Linked DNA regions of Mus musculus: all the other regions are linked to region 1. Evidence: chromatin loops called from intact Hi-C (ENCODE). Cell type or tissue: left cerebral cortex. All regions are shown on one strand.

Region 1 (8,000 bases):
AACTGGCCCTCAACCTTCCTCCGAGGAATGGGTTCGCATCACCCCGGAGCTCTGGGTGGAGAAAAACAAACATGCCTCCATCTATCTTGGCAGAAAGCCGCAGCAGGCCAGAGGAAGCCAGAACCCTAATCCTTGCTTTACCCTCCATGATCTGGATTTTATTCCAGCAACCTCCACAGAAGTCTTCCCTGCCCCTCACGTTTTCACCTGCAGGGAGTTGGTTGGGTGCTTAGGATCCTTAGGGGTGCTGATGATTGAACCCAGGGCTCTGTGCGCATGCACGGGGCTGGCTGGCTTTACCCGTAAGCTCCACCCCCGAGTACGTGGGCTTTTGTTATTGAGCATTTCATTGCAGGGATAGTCCAGTTCCTTCAGAGACTTGTCCAATCGCCTCACACAAGAGGTGCAACAGCCGAGTTCTAAGATCCTTTCCCACTTGAGGATTCTGGAGTCCAGCTTAGGAGGGGAAGGTGGTCAGAGCAGTTCCTCTGTGGCTAAGCAGTTTCCGGGTTAGAAAACGCTAAACTAGGAAGTGTGCAGACCACCACTAGGAAGCCATCTCAGACCACCAGCCCGACCCAGGGGTCCCCCAAACCCTCACCTCCACATACGCCCAGAAGTACTGAGAGCAGGAAGAGAATTAGGAAGGGGGCTCAGGTGGCCCTGAACCCACCTCCAGCCCTATACCCAGGCCTTCTGCAGGGCAGCATGCTCCAGCTGGAGGGCTCATCTCATCCTGGCCCTCCTTGGAGCGATACGCCCTCCACAAGTGGTCACCCAACGAGGAAGTGTCCCTCCCAGGTCCCCTTCTCTACTCTTGTGGGAAGCAACTATATTCTGCCTTTCTCTGTTCCCTTTCCTGAGATACTGGGCTCCGAGATGCCTGGTCTATACAACTTGGAGCAGAAAGGACAAGTCCCCAGCCCCAACTGGCTGCAGCAGCAAGCTAGATCTCACCCTGGCTCCCTCTGCTTTCTCCAAGGCTAGACCTGCCTAGGCTCTGGGTTCCTAGGCCTGGTAAGAGAAAGCACTTCCAGCTGCCCGAGGGAGCCTATAGAGTAAATACAGGCATTTGGTATAGGAGTCTGAGAACACACCCCAGGCCTGTTGCTCTACCCTGAGGACAAAGGAGACCCAGGGTGCTAGAGGGCCTCTCCATCAAAGCTCAATTGTGAAGAATGGAGATGTTTGGATGTGAGGAACAAGTACTTTCCATGGTTTCTAGACACAGAGCAGACATGTTACCTAGGGCTCCCAGTGCAGAGCGGGGTGGGGGTGGGGGTGGGGGGGGTGTCTGATGAGGCCTCTCCAGCAAACCCACACTTTTTTAGGCCACTGCCGTTTTGCAAAGTCACTTCCTCCCAGATTCCTGCCAGGATAAGAGTAGGTCCCCACCCCCAGATGCTCATACATACCGTGTTCCAGAAGCCAGCATGCCCGACAGCCACAGTTGACCAACACGGGCAAAACCCACTAGGATGGACCCTGTGACTCAGCAATTTCTGGGCTGCAAAATGCTGAGTCAGAAGTGGAGTGCTTGCAAGTCAGAAAACCTGCTGACATTCCACCCTAAAAGAGGAAGGAGGGTGACTGCCTGTGGACCCCCCTGCCCCAACTCATGCCGGGTCGGGAATGAGTGCCCACCCGCCCCCTCCACCAAGCAGTTTTGGCTCCTCACAACCACCTCAGGTTGCCAATGTCCAAACAACCTGGGAGTTGTGTGTTCCTGTCCCAGCTAATTGTGGCCACGTGCCTGTCTCTGAAGGCAGCTTCGAGGCTAGCCTGCCTCAGGTCAGGCAAGGGTGTCAAGGAACTAACAAGCAGGGTCACAGGGAGGCCCTTGTGGCTGCCAGGAGTGGGGGCTGGTACCCTCCCTCCACTCTTTGTTGTTGTTATAAGACAGGGTTTGTCTGTGTAACCCAGGCTGTCCTGGAACTCAGAGATCCACCTGCCTCAGCCTCCCTTGAGTATCATTCCCTCCTAGCGATAAGCAGCCAGACACAGCTTGGGAGAGTGGACAGTAGCACTCAGCACTGCACGTCCAGAGGGGAGTCTCAGTCAGCGGCATCTCCTGCCAGCAGGCACTGCCATGCCTCACATGGCTCCCTCCACTGGCCTGACTCTGAACCAAGTCAGCTGACCCCAGCAAAGCTTTTCCTCCCTCCAGCATCCAGAGAGCTTATCTCAAGCCTCAGCATCCAGCCCTGGGCCAAGGCAGTGCCTTCCAAACCTGGCAGCAGCAGGGCCAATAGGAAGTGTGGAGGAGGGCAGTAGAGGGGAAAGGCTCTGTGCACAAGTAGGCTTGGGTGCTGGCTATTCCAGAAAGGTCAGGAGTCCACAGGTGCCCCCCACCCCCCAACCCATACAGGGCTCGAGAACTCCCAGCCAGAGCATCAAACCCAACCTTCATGGTGCCCCCAGTCTCTTGCTTGGCACGCCTTAGGTTTAGGAGACGTGCATGCCCTCTGATAAGGCAGAAACCCCACCTCCGGCCCTCTCTCTCTCTCAGAACGGCACTTGGTGCATTCAGAGGCCATGAGTGAATTTGTTTTGGTTTTTTGAGACAGGATTTCTCTGTGTAGCCTAGGCTATCCCAGAACCCACTCTGTAAACTAGGCTGCCCTTGAACTCAGAAATCCGTCTGCCTCTGCCTCCCGAGTGCTGGGATTAAAGGCATGCACCACTGCTGCCCAGCATAAATTAATTCTTTCGAGTTACTCCATTTTTAGATCTTTGGCCAAGGATTTTAGCCATGGAATAAATGTTGTATCTTAAAACGTTTTCCTTACACATACTTTCGCCATACATATTACTTCATGTGGCTGTCGTACTGTTGGGTTAGTTTCCTCCATAGGGCTTTTAATGCCTTTAGCATGCCAACCTGAATCCTTCTGAGTTCTAGGGATGGAAATCGGGTCGGCCAGGCTAAGGCTGAGCCATCTTGGGGGCACATCGTGTGGCTGTTGAAACCCTGGACACATTATTTATTTACCGTAAGCCTCGATTGATTTTTTTCTAACTGTAAAATGGGCACAAATAATGTTACTTCAGAGGACTACTATTAGGATTAGATGACATAAGGAGAGTAGATTTGTTTAGCCCAGCAAAAAAATATTAAATGATGATAATACGTGTAAATAATATATTTGGCCTTCACACAAGAGAGGCTAAACGGCGTGACCCAAAATTACACATTAGAGAGCACGGCTGGGCCTTCGCCACCTCCTCGTCCCTCAGGGATTAGCAGATTCCCACTGGTTCCGACCAGAGCAGATGGACACAGGTGTAAAGGGAATGTCCAGTGACACCGGGTCCACAGTACAGTCCTGGTCTCGGCAGAGGGCCTCTGGGGCTGGAAGGGGGCTGGCTGATGGGTTTCCCCACGAACCCCACTTATTATAAGAGATGCGGTAATCCCGCACAGTGTGCGTGTTGAGGGAGCGAGGGTGGCCAGGAGATGGGCGCGCAGAGGACGCTCTAGTGGACACGGGGTGGAGGGTAGATTCACAGGGTGCGGGGGACGCAACAGCCCTGGAGCCGCAGAGCTGTGCGAACCACAGGGGCGGGCTGTGGGCACCCTAGGTCCCGCCACGTTCATAAGGCGCCAGGTCCCAGAGGCCCGGGCACTGCCCAGGAACCCGGGCCTGCGCTGTCTCCAGTCTCTCTGGAGTAAACAACGCTCCCACCCCCGGGCAGCGCCACCGCAGCCGCCGCGCGCAGCCCGCCCCGATCACCCCGCGTCCCCCGGGGATACCTGCGAGACCCCCCATCGCCGCAGTCCCCGGTTGTCGGTAGACCACCGTCCAGACGAAGAAGATGGAGAAGCCGGCTACCGAGCTGAAGCCGGAGTAGGCGGCGCGGAGGCCGAGCTGCAGCCGGGACGGGGCCATGGGGCAGCGGAGGAGCAACGCCGCCGAGTCACAGGTGCAGGGCCCGAGCTGGAGCCCAAGCCCCAGCCCCAGCCCGAGCCCGAGCCAGAGCCGCTGCCGCCCGGCGCTCCGCCCCCAGCCCGCCCCCGGTGCCAACGGCACAGCGCCCTCCCCGGCCGGAGGCCGCTCCCGACACCGCCGCTTGGCAAAGGCCGGCGACCCCTGGTGGAAGGGCAGGGTCCTGGCCTCATCCCCAGAACGCCACCTATCTAGCCTTGGCTGGCCTAGAAATACCGTCTTTACCGGAGCCGGCTACAATGATCATTTAAAAATATTTTGTATATGTGAGCACACTGTAGCTGTCTTCAGACACACACCAGAAGAGGGCATCCGATCCCGTTACAGATGGTTGTGAGCCACCATGTGATTGCTGGGTTTGAACTCAGGACCTTTGGAAGAGCAGTCAGTGCTCTTATCCGCTGAGCCACCTCTCCAGCCCCAATGAGCACTTTTTAATTTTTAAAATACTTTTGAATTTTTTTTTGAGACGTGGTGTCTCCACGTAGTCTTGTCGGTCTTGGAATTCCCTATGTAGGCCAGGTTGGCTTGGAACTCATAGAGACCCTTCTGCCTCTACCTCCTGAGTTCTGGGATTAAATTTTGAATGGGAAGTTCAAACTCATTAAAAGGACAAGTTAAGGCTATAGAAACTAGCCAGCTGTGGTGGTGCATGCCTTTACACTGGTAGAGGTGGAGGCAGAGGGAAGCAGATTTCTTTGAGTTCGAGGGAAGCTAGACCCAGTCACAAAAGTCACAAACCAAAACAAACAAGGAAAACCCATAAAACTGCACATGATGGCCCACACGTGGAATCCTGGCAATTGGGAAGTGGCCGAGGCAAGAAAACAGATCTGGGGAGCTAGTTTGATTCCCCAACTTGCCCGAAATTAAATAAGTAAAATAAAACTTGAAAAAAAATCTAAAATAATATAACAACAATTAACATATTCATTCTTTTTACCAGCCAGGTGGTGGTGGTGCTCACCATTAATCCCAGCACTCACTAGGCAGAAGCAGGTGGATCTTGGTGAGTTGGAGCCTAGCCTGGTCTACAGGGGTCAGCCAGGGCTACACAGAGAATCCCGGTCTCAAAAGACCAAAATAAGGGGAAAAAAATCTTTCTATCCATATTTCGAAGCAGTGGGTTTCCTTCCCAAAAGTTATACACACAGCACAAGATTGCTCCACACGTTTGCCACCATTTTAGTTTATTAAATTAAAAAGTGATCGTTGGCCAGGCAGTGGTGCCAAATGCCTTTAATCCCCGCATTTGGGAGGCAGAGAAGGGCGGATTTCTGAGTTCGAGGCCAGCTTGGCCTACAGAGCGAGTTCCAGGACAGCCAGGGCTACACAGAGAAACCCTGTCTCGGAAATTGTAGCTGACTCTGATAAAGACGCATTTCCAGGCCCGCCTAGGATCAGCTAGGTAGATGAGAGTCTGAGGATGAGCCTAGGACCCTACCCTTCCACCAGGGGTCGCCCGCCTTTGCAAAGCCGCTGTGTGGGGAGTGGCTGGCCAAACCCACTCGCCTCTAACACTTTCTTCCTTTCCTTTCCTCAACTCTCATGCCCCAATCCCTTGCAAGCCTTGCAAGCTTGCCCCTGCCTCTGCAGTGCATCCACAGCAGAACCGCCCCGTGTCTCCACCAGCTCAGCTGTCAGTATGGACTGCTGACAGGGAAGGTCAAAGCAAAAGCCGGGCTTCTGCACTCTTCAACCCAGAGTCCTCTGGCCGGGCCACCCGGCGCACCCTTAGACCTCACAGTGTGAATAACTAGCATCCTTTCACTACAGCAACAAGTACCACAATTTTAATACATTTAGAAGCATCGAAGCTTTATAGTCCTTAGGTCAAGGATCCAAATAGAAATGTCACTGCACTGAAAGCAAGAGGACTCCCGGGCTGCCTCCCCAGGGAAGCTGTAGGGAACAGCTGTTTGCAAGTTACTCTGCTTCCCGACTGGCGGAGACTCCTCCCTCCCCCTCCTCCCTCTTTCTTCCACAAGGACCAAAGTAACCCAGGATAAACTCCCAGACTCCAGACGCTTAACTCCCTCACGCAGCCAAACTCATCAAGTAGGGCGCTCACAGCTTGTGATGCGGATATCTTGAAAGCTCTGCCTGATTCACCTTTCTAGAAGACCATCTCCATGAGCAGCAGCGGTCCCAGTTTCGGGGCCGCCAACACCTAGCAGAGTGTGAGGCATCCAAACTCCCTTAGCACACATCTGTTGAGCAGATGACTGTGACTGACTGAAGCGAGCATTAAATACCAATGAAGGGGATTTAGGCACAAGCCGTCTAAGGAGGAATGCTCAATTAATTGCCAAGCACGTGACGCAATTCACATTTATCTTCCTTTAAAAATAATCAGGGGGCGGGGCGGGGAGGGGAGCGTCTTTAAAAATATCCAAATTAATGCCAGTGCCCCTTTCGCTGTTTTCAGATTTGAATGTTTGCTGTGACTGGTTGGTTCGGGTTGTTTGGAATCCTGAGACGAGCTCTCACTGTGTAAGGGAGTCTGGCTTCTAAGATCCTCCAGCCTAGGAGGCTGGAGGATGGCTCAGGGGTTCCAGAAGTCCTGAGTTCAATTCCCAGCAACCACAGGGTGGCTCACAACTATCTGTAATCTGATCCAATGCCCTCTTCTGGTGTGTCAATGTCAGTGTGCTCATATACATAATTAATTAATTAATTAATTAATCAAAAATCCTGCAGCCTGGTCTTCAGAGCACTAGAATTACAGTGTGATCCACTGCACCTGGCTTGGGTACGTTTCTAAAACAAGGGATGATTTTTGATGTACAAATTCATTTCAGCCATCTTCTGGGTGGCGTGTGGAGAAGTGAGAGTCACCCAGAGGAACACAGCCTTGAGGTCCAGAGCCCTGCCATAGATAGCCTCAGGGCTGGCCTGGATGGACAATACCCTAGGAATTAGGAGCAGTACATAAGACAACCCTGGGAGGTGAGGCACGCACAGTGGAATGTTCTAGAAATGATAACAATATTTTTTTTTGTAGCTGGACTGTTGGATTTGAGCTAGAGTGATAGGTGAATCTTGTATATCTGTAGATAGATAGATAGATAGATAGATAGATAGATAGATAGATAGATAGATTCCAGAGGTTATGAGGTCATGAGTTCAATTCCCAGCAACCATAAAGTGGCTCACAACCAGCTATAATTAGATCCAATGCCCTCTTCCAGTGTGTCTGAAGACATACATGCACACATGCACACACAATATGTGTGTGTGCGTGTGCGTGTGCGTGTGTGTGTGCAGGGCCTTGCTGCATCTACCTCCCTCCTCACAGCCTGGAGTAACTGTGTTCTAGAAATATCACCTGACACTAACTACTATGAAGAGGGACTGCCCGGGGAAGACAAGAAGCAGGGAGAACCTGTCCTTCCCTCTTCAGTACAATGGTTACTGCAGCTACAAAATGGAGACAGCCAGCCACTGTGCCCACTTCAAAGACTTCTGAGGAGCAGTTGCTGCTTGGCTGACTTCCTGGCACACCACGAGTTCTCAGTAAAAATCCAGAAAGCGTAATTAGTAGCAGCCAAACCCTGCCCTGGCAAGAGCTGCCTCGGGCAGAGACAGAAAGGAAAGAAGAAACTGATTCTGGAAACGTTTAAATTATTTTAACCTAGAAAGTCAGGTGTTCCGTCATTCCCACGGTGGACGGAAGGGAGCGGGGCAAAGTACTGTGAGCGACCGTCCGAGCGTGTTGAGCAGTTTGTATGGAGATGGGCTTGTGCAAGAAAATAACAAGGGCTGGTTATGTAACAGCAGCCTGGGGCCCAGGCTATACAAAGGGGACAAGTCTAGGCTGAAATGTGTGTGCATATGGGAAAATGTGGGTGAAGTAAGGAGCTTTTAAAGGCCTGGAGACTCCAGTACACTCAGAGGTCTGGCTTCACAGTTTATAGACTATGTCTCCTAATAACTCAAAGCCACCCAAAATAACTTTCAGCCACAAAGAAAACAATGTACATCTGGGCTATGCAGTCCGCCCCCCCCCCCAACCCCCACCTCGGGATCACATGTGGCCTTTGAGTGGCTGAT
Region 2 (8,000 bases), 110 kb after region 1:
CCTCAGGGCCTTGCTTCTTCCCTCTTGAATATCCGCTCCTGTGTCTTCACTCCTTCGGTTCTCGCTCATGGCCAACAATTCTCTGGTTAGAGTGCCTGCCTGCCTCCCACGCCCCCACCCCCACCCCGTCCCTCACCCTGCTTCCGTTTTCTTTCTGATGAATAGGTGTGGCACTTTTGCGAATATGTGTTTTTTCTTTCTCAGAAGGGATGCAAGCTCTTGAGAGCAGGAACCCTGCCTTCTGCACTGGGCCCTAATGTGTGACGGTGCACAGCACACGAGAGTCCTCTCTCTCCAGGGTGCACGTGGAGCGCCTGAGCTGGTTCCTCACATCACCCTGGCAGCAGGATCTTGGCCGGGTTTCTCCCGTCTGCTGAGAACATGGGGACTGTGTGGACCCAGTCACTAAGCGCTCAGAACCGTTAGCTGTGCTTACCTGTTTTACTGCTGCTGATAGGGACGGCTCACTCCAGTTCAGCATGGAGAAGCCAGCAGTATCAGTGTTTCCCGGGACTGCTTAGATTGGTGTCATTGAGGGTGGAGGAGAAGGTTATACTGGCCACAAGACGGTCGGTCCGGAAAGAACAACTTCTTCTTAGATTACTCTTTAAATGTACAGACTAGCTGGACATGGTGGACAGACTTGCTTTTAATTCTAGCACTGCAGAGGGGCAGAGGCAGAGGCGGCAGGGAGATCTGGATTTGAGGCCAGACTGCTCTACAGAGCAAGTTCCAGGACAGCCAGGGCTACGCAAACAAACAAACAAACAAACAAACAAATATCCATAAGTATACAAGAATTTATGAGAAATGGTAATTACTAGTAAAAGATGGTAAAAAAAATGGTAAAAAGATGGTAAAATCAAATAATGATGGGTCAAATTAATCTTGAATTTATGTTTTGCATAGTGTCTTAAAATGAGTGACATACCATCTATTTTTTTTTCTTTTTTAGTTACAAATGTATTATTCAATCACTTAGAAAAATCAGACCTGAAGGAAGATTCTGTTGAAGAACTCAAGAAAAGATACGGCGGCTGACCTCCATGATCGGACGTTGCCGCCTCTGTGTACATTATTTTCCTTACTGAAATCAAGTGTTTGACTTTTTACAAAAGTGAAACCTTACCCGAGAGGAGTTTCCTATCTCTGGATGGCAGTTGATTCACTGTAAGTGTTCTGTGGCCTAACTAGTGAGAGATGCTTCAAATAAACTAAGTTTTTATGAGTTACATCTATAAGGGTCGATATTTCATTTTATAAATAACTAAATGCTATATTAGTTACATTCCTCAGTGTCTCAATTAACATTTTTATATTTTCATGAATTTTTATAGTTATAACACACAGCTACTTCCTGTCCACATTAATAAAGTGGTTTCTGTGGGGCGGGTAGTATTGACTAGATAGCACAGTTGTCTCTCTCCCTTCCCGTGCACCTAAACAAAGCAACCGTTTTACCAACAATGGGACCAAGACAGTGTCTTCAGCTCCTGCTGCGGGCTGTTTGTGATGCTCACAGCTGTCTAGACTTGGCACTCACTGCCCAGTCCTCACTCTGGCGTCAGACCTGGTCCAGCTTCCATGAGTGTTGGTGGTGAGTCGTGTAGCAAGCGTGTTACAGGTTGCATGCTATAACCCATGCCTACTTGCAAAACCTTTTCTCTGTGAGGTTCTGGGTTAGTGTTGACTTTGCTTTTAGAAGTTTAATGACTCTGGGGGAGTGATGGCCCTAAGCCACATGAGATCTTCTGGGTGGTGCAGAAGGGACCCATGGGAAATGCTTAGGAAAGACCCCAGAGGCAGGAACAATGAGTGCCAAAGCATTAGGACTTTGTATGCCTGGGTTCTTAGCCAGGGTTTACCACTGTGAACAAACACCACGACCAAGGCTACTCTTACACAAACATTTAATTGGGGCTGGCTTACAGGTTCAGAGGTTCAGTCTATTATCATCAAGGCAGGAACATGGCAGCATCCAGGCAGGCATGGTGCAGAAGCTGAGAGTCCGACATTATTATCTAAAGACCACTAGGCGAAGACTGGCTCCCACGTGGTTAGGAACAGGGTCTCATTGCCCATCCCCACAGTGACACACTCCCTCCAATAAGGCCACACCTCCTAATAGTGCCATTCCCTGGGCCAAGCAATTCAAACCACCACAGCAGGCCCAAGCAGTGCTCTCACGTGGGGTCTTCCCACCTGTCTTACGGTCAGCAGAAATTGGAAGGAAGCCAGGAGAAGCTGTTCTCTTAGAACTGGCTGTTTTATGTTATAGCTAAGATTTAAACTGAGCCCCTGGCCACCAGCGATCATGGTCCTAAGTACAAACATGGAGGAGACATTAGGCTCAGACAGAAAAGATTCCAAAGAACCATCAAGGCTAGGGAGGAAGCAGAGTGTAGGGAGGGGATCAGCACCTGGCAGGGAGGAGTGTGAGCCCAGGACCCACTGGAGACTTGTGGGCAGCAGGAGGATCCTTGTGTGAGCCCGGGACCCACTGGGAGACTTGTTGGGTCAGATCCAGGCCATGACAGTTTCTGTACAGTGACAAAGAGGCCAAGGTTTCTCTAGCAAATCAGGAGCCACAGACTTTGTCTCCAAGTAAGAGAATGGAAGCATATGTGGGTCGTTCGCCTAGTGTCACCTGCTAAATAAGTGAGAGCAGAGATGCTGTACGAGGTTGCCTGACACTCCACATGCCTGGTGGCCTTTGTGTACTGTAGTCTTTCCTTGAGGTGAAGAAGAAAGGTAATGCTGAGGAGGCCGACTTCTTAGGGTTGATGCTGTTCATAGAGAGATCCAGTCAGTGAGGGGACTAAGACTAAGGTACAGCAATCAGCTAGCCTCGAACTCCTGACCTTCCTGCCCCTGCCTCCCAACTGCAGGATTGTGGGTCTACACCACCTGTGCCCATCTGATTTACTTTCCATTTGTTATTGTTCATCTGTAATATGTTGGCTACGTGCCAGACTTTAAGCTGCTTGTATATCAAAAGGGTTTTTTTTTTTTTTTAAAACAAAACAAAACAAAACAAAAACATGTCAGTGGTAATATTCACCTGGTCATGACAGGAGTCCAGTTAATGTTGATAAACTGATCTGTCTAGAGTATCACCACTTGTGTGGGAGGCTAGAATTAGTGGGTTCCTTTTCTCAAGCCGGGTATTTATTGTAGGATCCTCAAGTCAATCCACTTTAGAATGATACCCAGGACTTTTAAGGAGAAATCACTTAGAAAAAGGAAGCTGTCTATAGTGGAACTCCGCTCACTTCCTTATACTGACTGTTGAATCATTTGGGGCAATAAAAAGACTTCTTTTCCACATGACTGTTTTGTGTGTTCTGTTAAGCTTTTATAAAGTTTAGACACACACAGCCTTTCCCGAGTACCTTATGGGCTTGCCCAAGGTTGGGGTGAGACAGAGCAAGGACCCGCCTGTGTCTGGGCACTCAGCCTGTCTGAAGCACTGTAGGTACTAAGCTCTTTCAGTTTATATTTGCGAGCACGCCTTCCTTCGTTTCCCCATAGCACCAGCGCTGGGAACAGGGTCATCTGAGTGTCTAATGAGCAGTTCTCGGACTCTTGTGCAGCCCTGCACTGCCTTGAGTCCATCCACCAGCCTGACTCCCCTGTGCCAGCGCCAGCCATCTGGAATACTCCGTGGATCCCTTGATACAACGATATAAAAGATGGCAGTGAAAGGCGCTGATTGCCTTGGCACCTGAAGACACAGCCTCTGCCAAGGCTGTTAGAAACAGTGTGTTCTGTGACTGTAGCCTAGATGAACCACTTCCCGAGGGACTATGACGACAAGTGTCAGGCTGTGACTGGTTTAAGCACCCCTTCTTGGATAGTGTGGATAGGCAGTGAGGCTTGCTGGAAGTTGCCTAGGGAACCCTCTGTGCCATCTCCCTTGGTGTTGCCACATCAGGTCTTATAGACGTCTCTTTGTGGCCTTTTCTTTGCCTGCTCTTGAGAGCGCAGGCTGAGCTGGTGACAGAGAAGGAGAAACAGAGAAGGGTGGTTACCATGGAGACTGGCAGTAGGCAGGGTTTGACAGTAGGCTGAGCAGCAGCCTTGGCTCTGGTTTCAAGTAGCAGCTTGATGGTTGGAAAAGCTCAGGCCTTGGGCCTTGACTTGACAGGCGAGGGTCCTGCAGGTGCCCACTGGGAACCTAACAGTATCGATACCACACTCGCTGCCTCATAGCTTGACAGCTGAAAACCACAGATGCCCATAAGCACCCCACACTAGGACTTGATGCTGCCCAGCTCATGAGCCTCATACCTGGCTCTCTAGAACAAAGTACTGACAACTGATGTTTGGGTGCGGAAGATTGGCGGTACATAAGCCTTAGAGGCCTGTGGTCATGCGACAGGTGCAGAAGCATCAGTCGTCAGAGGACTCTGTACTAGCAATATCCCCTGGGATCAAATCCCTCTGTGCCTCCCGTGTGGTGCCTCATATTGCATTGATTCTGCCCAGAAATCCCACCTGTCCATTGAGTCCCTGCTCCCTGTGGCAGAGGATGCCTGACTCATCCCAGCCATGCTCAGCGTCCAGTTCCCGAATGGCCCTCTAGATGCCTCAGACCTTGAGTAGAGGCAGGTGCCTCAGCTGTATACCCTGGCTCTCACAGGCTGTCTCCAAGAAGCAAGTACTCTCGAGTGATCACAGTGGGCACTAACAACCAAATAGCCTTTGAGGAGTGTAAGAGGCCAAGGAGGAAGAAGAGAACAAACAAAAGATGGCAGATGGGGAGAGAGCAGACTGGGAGAAGCCAGAGAAGACAATCTGCATCGCTTCTTGCCAAGAGTTCCAAAGGACACACATCCTTGAGGCTGAGACCTGTGCCACTGGCTGCCGTAGCCAAGGGTCCCTGTAGCCGATCTATAGGTACAGGGAGGGCAATGGTTCTGGTATGTAGACTTCCACGAGAGCTGCCATATTAGAGGCCATTGCTCGTTCCTATATCACTTGCCCACTCTAGTCCCTTGCAGCTGTTAAGTCTCAAGGGGGTGAGAAAGTTCTAGAAGTTCATATTTGAAGAGTTTCTTGTCTACCCATGGTTTCTCTCCAAGCAGAGCAAAAACCTTTCAGCCACTGACTGGTGAGAAGAGCTCAGTACTTGGTGTTCCGCATCCAGTGGGCTGTATGTCTGTCTGTTCAGGGTAATGCCTAGGATACAAGGGTTGGCGAGATGGCTCTGTGGGTAAAGGTACTTGCAGCCAAGTCTGATGACCTGAGTTCGATACCCAGAACCCATGGAGTGGAAGAAGAGAACTGACTCCCACAGGAGTGCCTCTGAACCTCCACAGTGCAACACACACGCACACCACACACACACACACACACACACACACACACACACACATAAAATAAAAATTAGGAAATAGACCTTTGTCTTCCTGGTCAGGTCCTCATAGTGTATCATCAGATACCGTGGTCTTTGAAGACTGCGGGAGGCTAGTGATGGTTCATTTCAACTTCCAACATGAAATCTAGAGTCATCTGGGAGATGGGCCAGCCTCTGAGCATGCCCCAGGGAGATTATCTTGGTTGCATTATTTGAGCCAGGAAGCTCCACCCACTGTCGGTTGCACCATTCCCAGCCTGGGCTCCTGGACTGCGGACATGGAGAAAGACCCATTGTCTTCTTTCTCAGATGTTTCTTCTGTCAAAGTCTTTTTTTATTAGGAAAGTAACTAGGATCCTGGGGAACTGTCGTGGGCTAGGCTGGATTGAAGACTGTCCAGAGGCCCTGATGATAGGACGTGGGCATCCTGCCATCAGCCAATCCAGGGTTGTGCCATGCAAGGCACACTATGGATGGATGCTAGGGCCTGGGGCGGGCAAGGACAGTAATCCAGGAACTGGCACTTGGCATTTTCCTCACGTGTGTGTATGTGACTGAATGTTGCAGACACTGAGGTGTGAAATGCTTTGTTTGCCATCCCATAATGTACCTTGCCAAAGTGGAATTTGGGATATTTTGAGCACCCTATAATTCTACCATCTGACATTCTTCACCCTCTGTTTGAGGAATAAAAGAACTGTACCGTTAATAAACTTGCTGGCCTGGGTCTTCAGCCCCTCAGCCCTCCTGACCCCAGCTTTTGACTCTTTCCCTTTGTTATCTCTTTATTTTCCATCCTGCCCCTCCCCCTCGGGACTTGCTCAGAGCCACAGTGTGGCTGGTCCAGGTTCCTGGGCATGGAGAAGTTCTCACACATTTTGGTGAGCGAGGCCGCATTCAGGTTGTAGGGTGTGCTGGCTGCTTTTATGTCAGCTCGACACAGCCCAGAGTCATCAGAGAGGAGGGAGCCTCAGCTGAGAAAATGGCTCCATGGGATCCAGCTGTAGGGCATTTTCTCAATTGGTGATCAATGGGAGAGGGCCCAGTCCACTGTAGCTGGGGAAACCCCTGGGCTGAGGGGTCCTGGGTTCTATCAGAAAGCAGGCTGAGCAAGCCATGAGGAGCAAGCCAGTAAGCAGCACCCTCCATGGCCTCTGCATCAGTCCCTGCCTCCAGGTTCCTGCCCTGTGTGAGCTTGTGTCCTGGCTTCCCTTGATGATGGCCAACTATGAGAACGTGTGAGCGGAATAAACTCTTTCCTCCCCTGCTCCCTTTAGAAGCCCTAACTAAGACAAGCTAATACCAGCATAGTGGGGTTTTGCTGCGGCAGACCTGCTTTTGGAAGGACTGTAGAAGTCTCCTTTGGGAGGGGGTTTTATGATCCTGTTCTGGATTTTAGGGTCCGTCTCTGGAGCTGATGGTCTTATCACCTAATTTCTGGGACTTACAGTTTGTTCCTGGAGCTGGTGCCTTACGGCCTTTTTTTTTTTTTTTCAAAATCAGGCCTGGTCTTTAAATGTAGAGGCTTTAAGTGCATGGATTGAATGCTTATATCCACCTCAGATCTGTACATTAAAACCCCAGAGCCTCAGTGTGTAGCATTTGGAGATGGAGCCTCTGGGAGATGGATGATCTGTCACAAGGCTAGATTGATGAGACTAGTGCTCTTAGGACAGGAGAAGAGGAGAGGAGAGGAGAGGAGAGGGGAGGGGAGGGGAGGGGAGGGGAGGGGAGAGGAGGAGAGGGGAGAAGAGGGGAGGGGAGAGGAGGGGAGAGGAGAGGAGAGGAGAGAGGAGAGGAGAGGAGAGGAGAGGAGAGGAGAGGGGAGGAGGGGAGAGGAGGGAAGAGGAGAGGAGAGGAGAGGAGAGGAGGGGAGAGGGGAGGAGGGGAGGGGAGGGGAGAGGAGAGGAGAGGGGAGAGGAGGGGAGGGGAGAGGAGAGAGGAGAGTGGAGGGGAGGAGGGGAGAGGAGAGGAGAGGAGAGGAGGGGAGAGGAGAGGAGGGGAGAGGAGAGGAGGGGAGAGGAGGGGAGAGGGGAGGGGAGGGGAGGGGAGGGGAGGGGAGGGCAGGGGGAGGGGAGGGGAGGGGAGGAGAGGAGAGGAGAGGAGAGGGCTTCCTCTTCCTCTCTTGAGCTTACCCTCTCCCTCTACACTGCGGGAATGCAGCAAGATGGTTGCCTGCAGTCAGAGGGACCTGCATCAGGCATGGGGTCACAGCATCTGGGACCAGAGGAGAGGGACCCTGTAGTCTCCCCTCCCCCAGCCTGAAACCTGCTTGCTCGGGGGTGGAGCTTCCTGCTCAATCTTTCTGCCACGCCCACCGCTGGAACCTGCCGCTTTGCTACTGGACCCCGAGATTATTTGGCGGGAATTGGGCCCCCTTCCCCTGCTTCATAACTGCGTGCAGAACAGTAAAATTGAGCTTTGATCAGAATGCCTGTCTAAGCTGCATTTCTTTCTCTCGCCGCCTAGCCCCTCTTCTCTTCCAGGTTTCCAAAATGCCTTTCCAGGCTAGAACCCAGGTTGTGATCTACTGGCCAGACACAACAGGACCCTCACCAGGCACCAGATTGGAGCATTAGTGACCAATAGGACCTTCACCAGGCACGGGGTCACAGCATCTATGACCAGAGGGACCTTCACC
Region 3 (8,000 bases), 170 kb before region 1:
CTGGATTGTGTGTCTTTTCTAAGGGCTAGCTAGAATTTACAATTCATTCACAGGAAGACTAGCCTAGAATAAATACCGAGGGTTGGGGTTTTCTTCAAAGGCTGGGAGCACAAAGCCTGTGGTCAGGAAGAGGCAGGGGTTGGGGTGGTGGGCCAAGAACGGGAGCCTGGAACATCACCAGTGGAACCCCGAGGCTCTCTGACTGTCTGCTCCTGAAGATGTGGCTTGGACGGAGAGACCACACACCTGGGCCAATGCTCGCTCGCACCGGAAGCCAGGTGTGTAGCAGACCCTTAGCGAGTCCTTGCACAACTCCCCAGCCTGGAGGCTGGCCAGCGTGGCCTGCGGGATCATTCCTGAGTCTTCTGAGAGGCTTAATTGGCTAGTACATTCCAGAGGAGACAGCGTTCATCTCTCACTGGTGTCTGGCTTCCAGCTTTGTCTCAATAGCCCAGTTATTAGCAGTGGGGTTATGGTAGACGTGAGCTCACTGGGGCTCTCTGGGTGGCCAGGGCAGAGTGGGGGGCCACCCGAGCATCTCCACACTTCCATCCTCCTCAGTTTCTCCACAGCCATCGTGGGTGCTAGCCCCACGGACTGGGGATGGTGAGGTCCAGAGAGTAATCCTCATCCTAGAGAGCCTAGAGGTCAGGGAGGACCCTGCTCATCACAGAGTACCCCCCACTCCTTATGTGGATGCTGTGGAATTCTAAGCCCCTAACAGTCCCCTGCCCTGATGGGGACTAAGGACCCACACTTAGAAATGCGCTTCAGGGTACTTCATTCTGCCCCTGTTGTTTATCCACAGATGAGAAATGTATGTAAGACCAGATGACACTCAGCAAGTATAACACACAGGGACCGCTGCTTCCTGGTTGCTGGCCATTACAGAAAGCTCTGCCTGCTCGCACATGCTCAGAGAGCAGAGCCTTAGCCCCACGCTGGAGCCGCTGGAGCTTCAGCTGAAGGGGCACAAAATCCTTTTGCAGTTGTTTGAATTGTCAGTTTCTCAAGTGCACCTGAGATCTCACAGCCCTCAGCTCTGGTGTCCCCAAAGTGAAGGCCATAGGGCAGTTCTTTAAGGGAAGGGAAGGAGGGGACTATAGAAGGGGGGGGGTAGAGGAGAGGGAGAAAGGAGGTAGGGGAAAGGGAGGGAGGGTGAGGGAGACAAGAAAGAGGGGGGGAGGGAGGGGCCGCAGGGAGGGAGAAAGGAGAGGAGAGGGAGGAGAGGAGGGGGGGGGAAGGGAAGGGGGAAGGGGAAGAGACAGAGGGAGCAAGGAGGAGGGGGAGGAGAGGAGAGGGAAGGGCCAAGGAAGGGAGGGAGAGAGAGAGAGAGAGAGAATGAGAGAATCTTCTACACTTAGGAACTCTGCAGCCATAGAACCCAGGGCAGGAAACAGCTGCTCTGCCTGTTTTCCCTGGGGAGGTAAACAAGACACAGGGCAGCCATGGCCCCAGCTGGCAGGGACAGAGTCCCACCAAGGAACAGACAACACTTTCCAGGCCCCTTCACCCACCGAAGCCAAGCACCCAATCAGTCTGCCAAACCAGGTTCCTCAGCCCCTTGAGTGAATGGGCAGAGCTGAGTACAGGGCTGGGAAGGAGGCAGCCTTCCAGCCTGGCATGGTGGCACAGCCCTACCTAGCTCAGGGGTGTGCCCTGTGTGGCCTAGCTGCAGGTGGGCGCTATGGATTCCTCCACATCCTCAGGGACCCAGAAGAAATCCTATTTAACTAAAAGTCCAATTCAGAGCCATCCCCCAAGTGGCTAGCCTGGGCTTTAAACTCCTTGACTATTTAAGGCCAACTCTCCCTTCCCAAGGTTCCCCAAATTCTGGGACATGCTCTTTAGAGCCCAGGAGGCAGGCCAAGGAAGGACTTCTCTTGTTTTTACCATGGTACACTGAACTTTCAGCATCCCACAGGTCTCTCTACTCAGAGCCCAATCTCCCCGGCAGGCGGAGCTGATACTGGGCCCGGTGAGCACCTGATGTCTGGTGTGGTACAGTCACTCCCCTGGGAAGCCCTGCCCACTTCCCACAGTGATGCTGAGGCTGCAACCTTCACTGTGGCACGTGATGCCCAGCCTGTCCACGCCTCATCTATGTTCCCCATGCTTTGCTTGGGCTCCCTGGCAGCATCCATGAGCACCGAATACCATCCGTCCCTGTAATCTGCTAAAAAAGAAACATTCGTGGAAAACATTTTAAGGGATTGGATTCAAGAAATTAAACTCTACCTCACACTAATCAAAGAAATCCAAAGGGCTGGCTTATTTCCTGGGAAGAGGAGACAGAACCTCACGCAAGACCCAAGCTGTAACATCTTACGATTTTCTAGCTAGTTGACCAAGGGGACAGCTAGCAGATCTACAAATGTGAACTATACCCAGGGCAAGGGAGGTGCCGCCACTATGTGGGGCTTGGCAGAGGGGCCAGGGCTTAGCTTTAGGACCTTTCATTGCTGGCAATGAGGACCAAACTCTCTAAGGAGAATTGTGAGCAAACTAATCACGTGACTTTAAAGGCTGTCCCTTCCTCTCCTTCTAGATGATAGTCAGGATTCCCCGGTGTGCAGGGCTTCACAGCTGGCACTCTGGGGTAAGGTGTGGAAAAAAAAAAAGGCTGCCTGCATTGGTGAATTTTGGGGACTGTGCCTGAGGGCCAGAGGCAGGCTCCCTGGATTTCACCTCTCCAGAGAGGGAAAAAAAGCCAGGCATTTGGCTAGCTAATTTTACTAGTAAGTATTTCCTATCCCAGAATTCCTTTTCTCACTGTCAGGGGCAAACACAGTACTAGAAGCCCATCTGAGAGTCACCCAAAATGTACAGTGAACCCTTAATGTGTTGACTTCTGTCCAGGATAGTGAACTTCCAGGCTCAGTCAGCAAAGCTCTTGCCGACCCCCCCCCCCCCAACTCCGACCACCTTTTCCTGAGAGCAGCCAGGCAAACTGGATACACTCTGAGAAAGTGGACAGAGGAGGAGGAGGAGGCAGTGGCAAACCCAGGAGTGTGACGAGGCGTGCAGAAGCTCGAGCAGTAACTAGAGATGAAGGGCAGTGACGCACTGTGGGAGGGTTTTGTAAAGGAGAGTCCCTGTCTCATCCTCAGGTGTCCTCCACCGCTTCGTTCCACAGTGTGCGGTGGCTATCGGCTCCTTTGCATCCTCTGCCTAGGCCCTGGACAAGTGTCAGAGCCTTCTTGGCTGGATAATCTCTGACGTGACTAACTGTGCTAATTTAGTGGGCATTATGGGTCAGGCGCTGAGACAGGCGCTCCAACATGTCATCTTGTTCCATCTTCCCTGGGTGGCCTCTCCCCATCTAACAGACATGTGCGCCTGGTTCCCAGAGTGATGGGGCCACTCCGGCACACACGATTGTCATATAAGGACCACAGCATCTCCAGCATGTTTTCAGTCCCTTCCCCTTTGTCCAGTGGGTCTGGTGGTCTAGTCTTGTGTCCTTTTGTAACAAGGAAGTCTCATCACCTCCTCCTTCTCCATATGAGGCGGGGCCTTTGGTGGCCCCTCCCACCCCCAGTGTGAATCCAAATCCTACAGAGCCTGAGGTGGTTTCCTCCCACTCTGTCCTCTTCCCACTCACCACATGCTCCAACCACACAGCTTCCTGAACATGCCTGGGGCCAAATATTCTCTCCTCCAGGTCACCCTACCTCACCTCAACTGCCTAATTTCCCTATAGACCCCACACCCCAATGTTCTTTACACAGCTGTCAAAGCACAGCCCCTGTGGTTGACCAAATGTACCCCCTGCCCTCTTCCACACACATGCATGCTCACAATCTGCACATGCGCACACAGAGAGCACACACAGAAACACTCCCACTGTGCTCACACCAGGCACTGCCCAGTTAAGTGTTGCTGTTGTGACGTCGGGTCTGTCTGTGTTGGACCCTGTCCCTCTAGCTCCCGTGTCACTTGGTTAGCCAGCCAGGCTGTGTGTCCTGTTGGACTGGAAACTCTTTGAGGTCAGAGATGATTCCCAGAAGAGCCTGCCAGAGAATAGGACTGGGTAAGTCAGCGCTCATTGAGAGAGAGAGAGAGAGAGAGAGAGAGAGAGAACCTTGGAACACGGACAGTGACACACTTAAACACGGTGTCCCCATCACATGTCATGTTCCTGGGACCCACTGAACAGTAATTGAATGAAAGGTAGCCAAATCGAGAAGAGACGGGACTGAGGGCAGAGGGCAGTCCTGGAAGATTGATTGGACTCAAGACTGCCGCGCAAAGGAGCATACGCCATTCCTTGTTTCATCCACCAGAGGGCGCAGGAGGCTAGCAGACAGCGCCTCGTCTCAAGATGCAGACTGAGTACCCCTCCTCAGAAGGGTTTGGGGAAGCGGCACAGTGAGGGCGAGGAAGCCCACACAACACAGACTTTCCTGCAGCAGCGGGCCAGGGGCTGGCCTGATCTGTTCTGGCACAGTGGGGCAGGAAGGGATTTTGGTGCCTCTGGCAAAGTCACCTTGCAATAGGTAGATTCTTGAAGCCAGAGGCTACCGCTGAGATCTAGTCAGTCCAGGACTGGGAAAGGGCTTGAATTCCTTTACCCATGAGGTCATGAGCCATGGAGAGGTTATTTGCACAAAGCTTGGTAGGAGCCCACACACACACCTTGAGCTAGTTAAGGCCAACCCTGCCTGGGAGCCCTGACTCTCATTCTGAGCCTTGTGTTCGGCCCTGGGACCCAGTGGGGCACAGCACAATCCTTGCCCCCCAGGCAACAGACAGAACTCTGCCAGTGTTAGAATTGCAGGTTCAAGAGCTTGGAGACCCAAACATGAGTGCTGGCCCAGAAAACCCCAGCAGCTGCCAGGCCCTCACTGTCCTTAACCCTTTCCATGCCTCAGTAGGCTCTTGGGGAGCCCTGCTGAAATCATAAAGTAAGTTAACCCACAGAAGCCTTTTAGGGCCGTGCCTGTCATTCGGTGGACATTAAATAAAGGTCAATTATTTTTACTCTGCCAAGTCTTGGCCAACAGGTCCTTAGAAGCTTTCGTCTAAAGGTACCACATGGAGCTAACAGGTTAGTGTCTTGACATTTCTGCCATCGTTTTGGTGTTCGTCTTGGACATCCATTTAGCAGGGCGTTTGTGGCTAGCTCTCAGGTGTGCAAAAGGACACTGTTCATCCCGTGCTCCCGGAGCGTTTGGATCTGAAAGGGTTTGTGTCCAGAGGTGCTAGGGACCTCAGAAAGGTCACAGAGAAAGAAGAGGAAGGCAGAGAGGGAAAGTTTCTAACCCCCTGGCCCAGGATACCCTCCCAAGTCCTGAGGCTTAGAGCTGTGTGGCTAGTCTGCTGGCCCAACCATCCTAAACGAGACAAGTTGAGGCTGTAGGAGATGAAAAGAGCCCAGGACACCAGAGGTAGGGTTAAATGCCAGGGCTGTACTGCCATGGCTGGGTACCACCTGCCTGAGCATCTTTCTCAGATGAGTATCACGTATGGGTTCCGCACAGCTGGGAGGATTTCTCATGCTGGATGCCAGACATCGGATGATAGCCCTATGGGTTCCGTCTCTGCTTCATCTCTCTAAATCTGCCTGTGAGCAGAGGGTCAAAAGGCTCACTGTGTTTCCAGATGTGGCTGTTGTTTTCTCTACAAAATTCTAGGGAATGCTGCTGACCCTCTCCCAGGAACCATCTCACTCTGAAATCTCAGGCTGTTTATCCAGGAGGCTCTCAGTCTGTGCAGGGGTTGGGGTCAGGATTGGAGATAGCAAAACCTAAGGATGTTCCTGTCCCTTATGTGAAACGGTGTGGCCACTGCAAATAGCCCACGCAGATCCCGCGTGCATGTAACTATCTCTATATTATATGGTATATAATATATAATGAAATATAAGTGATTGTTCTACTGTATTGTTTGGGAAATAATAACAAGAACTTTGTTTCAAATGTGATCGGTCCTCACAAGGTTTTGCTCCTGTGTTGTGCATTGGTGTCCATGCACATGGGTGGGTGTGTTCGTGAATGACGGAGGGAGAAGTTGGTGTCTTTCTCCATCATTCTCCCAGGTCATCTTTAGAGATAGAGTCTCCATTGAACTTGTAGCTCACTGATTGGCTGGGCTGGCTGGCCAGTGAGCTCCAAGGGTTTGCCTGTCTCTGCCACACTAGGGGTTAAAATGAACCATTATGTTTAGAAGTGCCTAGGCCAGGGTCTCCTGGGCATGCCATCGTTAAAGGGTCTGCAACTCAGCCTAACTTTCTTGTTAAGCTCATTATTTTTTTATTCAGGTGGCTTGTCCTCCTTGGTCTGATCACAGGGCCTGGTACTGGATGGCATCTTTACTGGCTAATTGTGGAAGTAGGGATGGTTCTCTTGTCCTCTGCCCTGGCCTGGGTGCTTCCTGCACAGCCCTACAGGACGCCTGTCTCCAAGGCAGAGGCTGGTCCTCCCACAGACAGCCGAAGCCCATATGTAACTTTCCTTGGCAGCTCCCACGTTCCAGACTAACTTTAGGGTTTGTTTCCAGCTGCGGTTAGGTTTTTCTGTTTGAGAAATATTTTAAGCAGCTGGTGGGGAAGGGATGGAGAGGTGGGGAGGGAAAATAAATGAGCGTGTGAAAGGAAGATTGTCTGCATGGCTTGAGCTGCCCCTGCCCACAGCTCGGTCTCTGGTGGCAAAGGGAAGGGACGCTGGTGGCTTCAACGGCCGGGAGAAAGACTCTGTGCCCTCGGCAAGCACTTTGTAGGAATGCTTTCACCAAGGGCTTGAATCTTGAGTGTGTGAGAAATTAACACACAGGAGAAAGGTAGATGAGACTGAGGTTAGACACCAGGAAGAACTTCCGACTGTCAGAATAGAGTCCTCAAACCACGGGTATTTTACCCAAGACACTGTCTTTCTTTAGAACCCAACTTCCTTCTCTACCTGCATTCTGTAAAGGTCCAGACAGCCCCCTCTCCAGCCCTGCTCCTCATGCACCTTATAACATAAGACTTCCCCTTCTTCCCCATCCTCCTGCCCTCAGGCCCATCTGCTTCCTCTTCCCTCTTTACCCTGCTCTCCACTGCAGCCCTGAACTCTGGGGTTGTCTGAGGAGACCTCAGTCACTTCTCAGAGGCAGACTTCCTGAGCAGCCAAGGACCTGGATCAGAAGCCTTGGCCACTCTACAGGAAGAGGGTAGGCCCACTGCCCTTTGATGGCTCGGATGGATGGCAGAGACAGAGCCCCACAGAAAACCCAGGACGGGAGAGAAATTAAATCAGAGTTAAACAGAAGCCGAGTCAGAGAGAAACCGAGGGAAAGTCAGCCGTGGAGGAGGGAGTGGACAGTCACCAAGCAGGCCCTGGCTGGCCCACATGGACATTCCTGTGGCCTCTGATGGCAGGGTGGGCTCAGCCCTGAGGGCTCCCTGGTGCCAGTGTGGGGCCCCCAGCATGGGGGCTTGGGCCGGGGTGGTAGGAGGGCCTGCCCTCCACAACTTGGTTCTTCGAGCGGTGCCTCCACTTGGCCGGGGAGAGCCTGTTGGCCAGGGTGTAGCCTTTATGCAGGCCTAGCTTAGAAGCTGTGAGAAGCTGTGAATGGTGAGAGCTCCTCACAGTCTAGGGGAACCTAGTAAGAGAAGGCTGGCTCTAGGAGGAGGCAGAGAATCTCTGTCTGAGGACCCCTGGCAAGCAAGAGGGGAGGCTCATGCAGCCAGAAGTGCTGGTGCTGAGGACAGGGAGAGGGGCCACAGCACTGGAGAGTCTGGGGCGGTGGCGAGTGTGTGTGTGTGTGTGTGTGTGTGTGTGTGTGTGTGTGTGTGTGCGTGACAAAGAGGCTGCCCAGGTCAGACAGTGGGCTGCAGGGCAACCTAAGCTTAGCAAGTCAGGTTTGCAGTGCAAGAGGGCTTGCTCTGCCAGCAGCTTGTCCTGGGGACTAGCTGTGGGGAAATTTGAGGGTGATTTGAGGGGATTAGCAGCCTTCCTTGGCTTCTCCTAAGCGATCTACGGCCTCAGGCTCTGCTGCATTGCTGGGTAAGCCCCGCC

The links. Peaks named below come from ENCODE experiments on the same cell type or tissue, not always from the same donor. Only the 100,000 strongest peaks of a DNase experiment are listed, where the experiment ranks them.
Region 2: a loop joins it to region 1, with 3 times the contacts of the local background. A loop is called at or near these places in 10 of 42 quality-filtered maps.
Region 3: a loop joins it to region 1, with 4 times the contacts of the local background. A loop is called at or near these places in 16 of 42 quality-filtered maps.

The regions. Positions count from the first base shown.
Region 1 is chr15:97,780,371-97,788,370 of GRCm38, reverse strand. It overlaps Slc48a1 (solute carrier family 48 (heme transporter), member 1), which reads right to left and starts at 4,006. Exons shown (of 3, transcript NM_026353.4): 1 at 3,755-4,006. The coding sequence starts at 3,890. In left cerebral cortex, CTCF peaks have their summits at 2,127 (motif pointing left), 4,101 (motif pointing left) and 5,397 (motif pointing right); DNase peaks (open chromatin) are centred at 4,108, 5,452, 5,892, 7,523 and 5 more places; H3K4me3 peaks cover 3,354 bases; H3K27ac peaks cover 5,793 bases.
Region 2 is chr15:97,668,335-97,676,334 of GRCm38, reverse strand. It overlaps Rpap3 (RNA polymerase II associated protein 3), which reads left to right. Exons shown (of 17, transcript NM_028003.2): 17 at 956-1,230. The coding sequence ends at 1,041. Among named protein-coding and RNA genes, the nearest start is that of Rpap3, 33 kb to the left of the region's middle. In left cerebral cortex, no CTCF peak of the experiment used is centred here; DNase peaks (open chromatin) are centred at 3,756 and 3,994; H3K27ac peaks cover 1,196 bases.
Region 3 is chr15:97,948,910-97,956,909 of GRCm38, reverse strand. No RefSeq gene overlaps it. Among named protein-coding and RNA genes, the nearest start is that of Tmem106c, 11 kb to the left of the region's middle. In left cerebral cortex, a CTCF peak has its summit at 4,279 (motif pointing right); DNase peaks (open chromatin) are centred at 4,286, 6,471 and 7,169.